Regions from separate parts of the Homo sapiens genome. Here regions 2 and 3 are each linked to region 1. The links are chromatin contacts, found by Hi-C or POLR2A ChIA-PET in ENCODE. All regions are on one chromosome and are shown on one strand. The core of a region is the stretch at or near the end of the contact, and the rest is flanking DNA. Distances in the headings are between cores, read along the strand shown. Region 1 holds the start of LINC01800 (long intergenic non-protein coding RNA 1800). Region 2 has its middle 9.4 kb from the start of SERTAD2-AS1. Region 3 has its middle 45 kb from the start of SERTAD2.

What was found. Hi-C counts contacts between places; a loop is a spot of excess contacts on that map. ChIA-PET counts read pairs that join two places held with the same protein, here RNA polymerase II (POLR2A). Pooled maps may share reads with other maps.
Region 2: a map of right lobe of liver shows a loop between it and region 1 (2.7-fold over the local background). The contact joins the enhancer-like site here to the promoter of LINC01800 in region 1. A Hi-C loop is called at or near these places in 6 of 168 maps with a recorded cell type or tissue (CD4-positive, alpha-beta memory T cell, GM18951, IMR-90 and 3 more), 2 of 37 single-sample maps with no recorded cell type and 4 of 50 pooled maps. POLR2A ChIA-PET finds 5 or more read pairs at or near these places in 10 of 52 experiments (A673, AG04450, CD8-positive, alpha-beta memory T cell and 7 more).
Region 3: a loop to region 1 is called in a map of endothelial cell of umbilical vein, with 3 times the contacts of the local background. The contact joins the enhancer-like site here to the promoter of LINC01800 in region 1. A Hi-C loop is called at or near these places in 1 of 168 maps with a recorded cell type or tissue (endothelial cell of umbilical vein), 7 of 37 single-sample maps with no recorded cell type and 9 of 50 pooled maps. POLR2A ChIA-PET finds 5 or more read pairs at or near these places in 3 of 52 experiments (CD4-positive, alpha-beta T cell, GM10248 and activated B cell).

What each region holds. Positions count from the first base shown.
Region 1 is chr2:64,862,356-64,864,908 of GRCh38, forward strand. LINC01800 (long intergenic non-protein coding RNA 1800) reads right to left here and starts at 1,276. Exons shown (of 5, transcript NR_110224.1): 1 at 1,059-1,276.
Region 2 is chr2:64,626,276-64,628,828 of GRCh38, forward strand. No RefSeq gene overlaps it. Among named protein-coding and RNA genes, the nearest start is that of SERTAD2-AS1, 9.4 kb to the right of the region's middle. RefSeq lists an enhancer at 1-74. Within about 2 kb of position 1,276, at least 5 of the 41 ENCODE cell types and tissues checked have a DNase peak (open chromatin) inside an H3K27ac peak, as active enhancers do; they include OCI-LY7, where a contact is called at or near this core.
Region 3 is chr2:64,697,591-64,700,143 of GRCh38, forward strand. No RefSeq gene overlaps it. Among named protein-coding and RNA genes, the nearest start is that of SERTAD2, 45 kb to the left of the region's middle. RefSeq lists enhancers at 1,300-1,369, 2,447-2,506. Within about 2 kb of position 1,286, at least 3 of the 41 ENCODE cell types and tissues checked have a DNase peak (open chromatin) inside an H3K27ac peak, as active enhancers do.

The DNA of each region.
Region 1 (2,553 bases), core at 26-2,525:
TGTGGAAGACTGAATTATGGGTCCTATTTCTTGTCCTGCCTCACTCTATCCCTATCCCCTTCAATCCGACTCTGCAGTCCCTCCCGCTAGATGTAGACTATACTGTACTTTCTTGCCCCTTGACTTTGGGCGTGGCTGCATGACCCCTTTTGGCCAATGGAATGTAGGAGGAGGTGACATGGTGCCAGTTCCAAATCTAGGTCTTTAGAGGCATTTTATGTTTCCACCTGCTTTTTTGTGCCTATTATCACCATGGGAGAAAAATGTGCCCTAGCTGGCCTGCAGGTACAAAAAGAGTGAGGGACATGTATGCAGAGCAGGCTCAGCCCAACGGTGGCTTAGAGCTGCCCAGCCAACATCAGCCTCATCTAGCCAACCTCCAGCTGACTCACAGCTTTGTGAATCAAATAAATATTTACTGTTATGCCATTGAGATTTTTGTGGTTGTTTGTTACCTAGCAATAGCAGACTGATACATCCTCTTTCTCAAAATACTTCCTTTGCTGAGTTCCTTGTAATCACCATCTTCTGGTTTTCCTCCAGTGTCATGGGCTGTCTTCCTCAGTCTGCTCTGCTGGGTTTTCCCCTACCAGATCTCTAAAGGTTGGAGTGGCATCAGTCTCAGCCATCTGCTACCTTCTTTCTTGACTCTCTCCCTAAGTGGAATTATTCTGGCCTACTGCTTTGAAGACTACCTACATGCTGGTTCTCAAATTTAAATCTGAACTCCAGACTCAAAGCTGTCTACACATATTTACCTGATGTCTGATAGGTCTTGGCATGGCCCAAACACAATTATGGATCCACCTCCTACCCCCAACATAGGACTACCCAGTTAGTCCTGGGTCAGATCATCAGTAAGCCTTATCTATTCCCACCTCCAAAACTGACCCAGAAACCAGTATCACATCTCACCATCTCCATAGCCACAACTGTGGTTTTTAAAATCTCCTCCTGCCAGGACTTTTGCAATAGTATCTTAACTGTTTTCTTCACTCCCCACCTTCTAACCCTCCAAAGGCTTCCCACTGCAACAAAATAAAACCCACACTTCTTACCTTGATCCATGAGGACTCAGCTACCTATGTTCCCAAGGCCCCTCTATTCTTCTTGCTCACATTGCTCCAACCACGTTGGCCTTCACGGTGTTTCTTAAGCATAAGGAGCACATTTCTGCCTCAGGGCTTTTGTTTTTACTTGCCTTTCTGCTTGCAGCACTCTTCCCCAGATCACCACATGGCTGCCTCCTTCCCACCCAGAAGGTCTCGAATGCCACCTCCTCAAAGAGACCTTCCCTGGCTAAATAAAACAGCACCCATCAACCTACCACACACACGGATGCACCCACATGCACACACACACACCCCTCTACCACAATACTCTAGTTTAGCTTCCTTTTTTTGTTATTTTTAATTTTCTTTTGCAGAGGCAAAAGAAGACACTTGCTGCCCAGGCTGGTTTTGAGCTCCTGGCCTCAAGTGATCCTCTTGCCTTGGCCTCCCAAAGTCCTGGGATTATAGGCGTGAGCCATGAGTCTACTCTGTTTCTCCCATTAAAATATAAAATCCTTAAGAACAGGTATTTGTCTCAGTCTCTGATGTATTACCAGGGCCTAGAACATGTCTTGTACATAGTGGACTTTCAATAAATGCTTGTTGATTGACTGACTGATGCTAGAACTGAATAGAGAAGGGATACAATTGGCTAGATTGTGAACATGGGAATGAATGTCCCAGGAAGGCAACTGCAGAAAGGCTGGAGAATTCAAGATACAGTATATCCAAGGGGTTATGAGGGGCCAGGCTGGCTACAGGAGAGAATTCATGGGGAATGAGGGAAGAAACTTCTGCATGGTGGAAAGACTTAAATGCCATCACTCCCAGTCATTGGAGATCGTGGGTGCCCCTGAGGGTTACAGATCAAGGACGTGATATGTTGAAAGCACAGGTTTTAGGATGATTAGTAGGGTTGAAAGGTATGCATTTCTGAGTGTCCTTAACTATGTGTCTTCCCTTGGGATCCCAGAATTTTAGAAGACAAAGACATCTAGAAGAATCTGAGAGCCCAGGGGAGCCAGAGAGATTGGTCCCCTTGGATTCCAGATGCAAGAAGAAGCCATTACCCAACCTTTCAGGGACCGATACTGAGTTCCCGGTTCAGGAAGTTCTCCCTGTGTAATTAAGGATTTGCCAAGCGCACAGCCGGCATTCATACACACGTGTTAACGAGCTGGTGCCCCAGTGTCCCTGGGCTCCCTTATACCCTCCCCCGACACACACACACACACACACACACACACACACACACACACACACACACACACAGTTGCTTTCATGTACCCAGTGGCTGAACACAAGCTTCCCCATACCCCCACCCCACGGATGCATCTCTAACCCAGCTACTTGCCTTCCCAGCCCCCTCCACCCAATTCTATTGTCAGGGCTGAACAAAAGGCCCAAGGCATCCTGGGTTAAAGGATTTTTAACTCTGCCAATCCCAGGAGGCTCCAACATGAAGCAGCTTCCTGCTGGAGAAAAGTGACTGAGACATCTC
Region 2 (2,553 bases), core at 26-2,525, 240 kb before region 1:
GACAGTGGCCACCTGTAGCTGCATCACTTCTTCCCCTCCACTATGGCTGAGTGTGTGTGTGTTTGGGGCAGCGGGAGGAGAGGTGGTATCAGGGACAGAAAGGACAGAATCAAAGCTCAGAATGGTTTCAGTTCCCACCCTGCCCCTGTTACAAAGCCCCAACAGAATATGTGGCTTCTGGCTCCATGGCTCACTTATAGACCTTGATTTTTTCGTAAATTTCTGGCTGTTTTTTCTAAGCCCGAAAGCCGCCACCTGAGGGTGATAAAGGGAGGGGCCTGGGTCTGGGACCTGCTCTTCTGTCTGTGCCACTTCTGTACTCAGTGGCCCATGCCCTCTGCTCCTCAGTGTCCCCACGTCTGCAGAGCCTCCCTCCCCTGCCACCTCCTCCAGAACTGCCATGAGAATCAAAGAAAGCAAATGGGCCAGGCACGGTGGCTCAAGCCTGTAATCCTAGCACTTTGGGAGGCTGAGTTGGGCGGATCACGAGGTCAAGAGTTCAAGACCAGCCTGGCCAACATGGTAAAACCCCGTCTCTACTAAAAATACAAAAATTAGCTGGGCATGGTGGTACATGCCTGTAATCTCAGCTACTCAGGAGGCTGAGGCAGGAGAATTGCTTGAACCAGGACCCGGGAGGCGGAGGTTGCAGTGAACCAAGATCACACCACTGCACTCCAGCCTGGGTTACAGAGCGAGACTTCGTCTCAAAAAAAAAAAAAGCAAATGTGTGTGAGGCGCTCAGACGCCATGAAGCTACCCACAAACGTCAGGCCCCTCAGCTCCACGGGAGCCTCTCCAGGCCCAGGGAGTGCATTCCACTCAGAGCATGGGCTGGACTGACAGGAGCAGCCTCTTTCAAACGCACTTGGCCACCTGGCACTACTTGCAGGCCATCAGCTGGGAAGTAAGTGACCATAAATCTTTTTCTAGAGGAGGCCTGACTCCCTACATTGACCCACGAAAACACGGCCACACACTTCCACCCATCATCACGTCCCGAGAAGACAAATGAAAAAGAAGTCTGTGAGGCCCTAAGGAAGGAGGGGACAGACCCCGCACAAGCGATGTGTTTGTCCCTGACTCCTCCTGGGCACGCAGGCCAGCGCCCCAGGGAAGCCGGTGTCAGGGACATTTCCCCAGCTCACCCCACCCTCCCCCTTCCGCCTCCAGCCTCTCTCCAGGAGGGTGCTGTGCTCTGCAGCCATTTCTTGTCACTGCTGAACAATAGGCCTTGCTAGCAGCTGGCAGCTTAGCTGCCCTGCCTGAGAGGGGAGGGAGGGAGGGAGGCCGCCTGGCGGGCTGTGGGGCTGGGGCAGCCAGCCTGCTGTGGTGGGGTTTCCCAGTTCCAGTTCCAAGGACAATGCGGGCATGTGTGTCTCCAGGATCATGTACACGGCCGCACTATCCAGAAGCCTCGAAGGCTGGCACCATAGAACAGCGCTCGCCTCCCACCCGAGAGCTTTTGTAAAATCCTCGAGGCCTGGATGGCATGTCCAGGGATGCTGGCGGAGACCTCCATGCTTCCAATGTGCTGTAGGGAGAAGCATAGTCCAGAGCTTGCAGAAGGCATGTATGTCTTGCTTCTGTCTTTTGCTCCTGAGTCCCAGAGAGGGGAAGTGACTGGCCCAAGGTCACACAGAGCCAGGACAAGAGAACTGACGGGGCATTCAGCCCTGGAGAGCTATCCTAACTCCTGGTCTACTGCTGGCCCCAGTAGGAGATCTTCCTCCTCTTGTTCCTCAGGGCAATGCTGTGCACGTGCCAGGAGAAATCCACACCCCATGAAGAAGAGAGGTCCAAGGTTCAGGGAAGTTATAGAGGTAACGATCGGATTCGAACACCTTGCTCAGCTTCGAGGCTGAAGACAAGACATGTGCTGGAAGGTGTTCTAAGAGTCAGAGAGGCCCAATCCCAGCTCTACCCACTTGCCAGCTGTGTGACCTTTGGCAAGCTGCTTAACCTCTCTGAGCCGGCTGCCACTTCTGTAAAGTGGGGGTAGTAAGATAAAGCTCAAAGTGCTGGAAAGAGTTCATGAGCTCACACACACCAGTATATAGCAGTGTCTGGCACATGTGAGTGCTCAGTAAGTGGTAACCCTGGAAACTATTACTCCTGATTCAGTCAAATATTCCTCTCCAAGGGGAACAAAAGGGCATTAAAACGAAGATGGAAGAGGCAATAGAGATTCTGGGACCACATATTGCCATGCAAGCACAGAGCACAGTGTTCTCTGTAAGTGGCCGACCACCACAACATGCAAGGTATTAGGAAATCTTGGTTCTGCCCAGCAAACATGCCTCCAGCATTAAGATACCCCAGTTGTGCTTTGAGGCTTAACCTAAAACACCGCGCTGAGAGTGGAGAGCTGGATTTTAGCCTTGTCTGCCATCATGTTAGCTGTACTGACATTTGTGGACTTTCCAGTGCCCTAGAAATGCTCGAGCGTGCTTCACATTGACTCATTTGATCCCCACCATGCCCTGAGACAAGCTCAATTATTTCCCCCGTTTTATAGCTAAGAAAGCTGAGGCACAGAGAGGCTCAGGAACT
Region 3 (2,553 bases), core at 36-2,535, 160 kb before region 1:
TGAGACTTTTTTTGATGAGGTTATAACATAAAATGTACTTGAGGAGAGAGGGAGAGGATGAAGCAGAAGTCAGTTGGGGTCATTTCTGGCACAGCCTTCATACGAGTGTAAATTCTATCCTGAATACTTTCCAAACCTTTTCACATCAGGGCATACAAAAATAAAACATTTGTACAGCATACTGCAGGAAATGAACCCACCTGTTTGCTGCTGGAGCCCACAGGTGACCAGCGCAGCCAGGATCTATTGCCCGCTCTCCCCTAAGGGCCGAGGGGATTGGATATGGGGTGTGAAATAGAGAGCTGGGATTCCAGTTTAGATGATTAAGGGATGGAGAGAGATGCCGTGACAGGAAATAGAGAATTTAGAAGGGTAAGCTGGGAAAACAGAACAAGTTTAATTCAGGATATGCTGTCAGGGGCCTGCAAGACAATTAGGAGAGAACTTTGTAATACCTTACCAGAGATCAGGAGAAAAATCCTACCATTATCTGACTCATCAACCCACACTTTCCAAAATCCTTGCTTTCTTACCTTAATTAATTATTACCCCAGTGTTGTGTTCAAGCCATATGTCCAATGTCTTTTGGATCCATGAAAAAGAAGATTGAATATTTTTTGGGAAATGTGTTTATAAATATGGGGAGAAAGTAGAAGGATTAGAAGGAGAGGGGGTGAAAATGACTTGCATTTTTAGAAAAGGTGACAAGTGCGGCTTTTGATATATCTTTATAAGAGCACAGCCTACAAAATGGTTCTAAAAAGTTAAGGGGAATAGTTTGTAGCCAAACAATTAAATTCACTGGGTATTAGGGAAGGTACAATGCAATTGTGCAACACTGGAATTTGACCAGGTCATTAGGGTCAAGTAGTTAAATGTAGAAGGTACTTCTGATTACCTAGAATATGAAAACGTCTGTTTTCCTATGCATTAAAGGAAAACTTCTAAATCACACTGTCTTTCATTTCTCTTGTCCCTTAATTCTGAATGTAACCAATGATACTTAAGTGGTACAACTGGAGGGGAGAAAAGATAATACTCCCAAAATACAGATGAGAAAATGTTTTAATTAGTGATTTTGAAGTAGTTAATGTGTGTTAACAACTGTGGTTCTATAAAAAGAAACCATGCGGAGAATATACCAACATTTAGTTTATGTTTTCACAAGTATATGCTGACTGTCTCATTATTAAGTACACAGAGCTCAAAAAAAACCAGTGCTACAGAGAGTGTACACTAACTGTTAAACATTGTAGAAGAGGTTGAGAGATACTGGCTAATGACTACCATAAAAGGAGTAGATGACTAAGAACAGAGAGGATGTGTGACTAAAAAGTCCCTCTATGGTTCTTTGAAAATTCCCTGAATAACTAGGCATGCCAAATGTGGTCTGTCATAAAATTATTTGATGCTAAACTCTGTAGTTAGACGACAAATATACGCTGTGTCCAAAGGAGAAAGTCTTTGTATAGACCATTTAATTGCAAAGTGCCAAGACAAATCAAGACCATTAATAAGTGAAAGTGTTAATCAAATTAAAGTGTGACCCAGAGTTCAAACACTCCTGGGCTAGATTGGGCTCACTCTACAGACTCATTCAATTTTTAGGGGGCATGACCACTGTGCAGCGGCCAGGCACTTTGGGCCACCACTGCTCCTTTCTACTCCTGAAAATGTACAGGAAGTATTGCTTCTCACAGATCCTTGAACACTGTAGAGTAATACTAGCTGGCACATCACAGCCTATCTCTAGTAAATCAACCTTTTCACCCCAAAGGCTTACTTACCACAGCTATACCAAAACTGCAGATATTAAAAAAAAAATCCCAGTACACATTTGGAAATGTATCATAATTCCCCTACACATACAACCGTCTCTGAATATGCTAATTGGAACAACCGATTTTCTTTAAAAATGTTACTTTTCCCTCAAGTAATAACTCCAAATTATTATAATAATGGTAATAGTTACTACTGTTACGTAAAAACATCATTTGATCCTTAAACTCATGAGGTAGGTTTCAGATGGGGAGACATATGCAAGGTCATATCCTTTAAGATCAGACTGGAAGCCAGGCACAGTGGTGTGCCCCTGAAATTCCAACTGCTCAGGAGGCTGAAGTACCAGGATCGCTTGAGCCCAGAGAGGCAACACAGTAAGATCCTGACAAGGTCTCGCTCTGGGTCCCCACACAAATCTCATCTTGAATTGTAATCCAAATTGTAATCCCCATGCACTGGGGGAGGGACCTCGTAGGAGGTGACTAGATGATGGAGGCAGTCCCCCCATGCTGTTCTCATGATAGCGAAGTGAGTCCTCACAAGATCTGATGGTTTTATAAGGGGTTTTTCCCACTTTGCTCGCACTTCTCCTTGCTGCCACCATGTGAAGAAGGACGAGTTTGCATCCCGTCCGCCATAATTGTAAGTTTCCTGAGGCCTCCTCAGCCATGCTGAACTGTGAGTCAATTAAGCCTCTTTCCTTTATAAATTACCCAGTCTCAGGTATGTCTTTATCAGCAGCGTTGAGAATGGACTAATACAGATCTCATC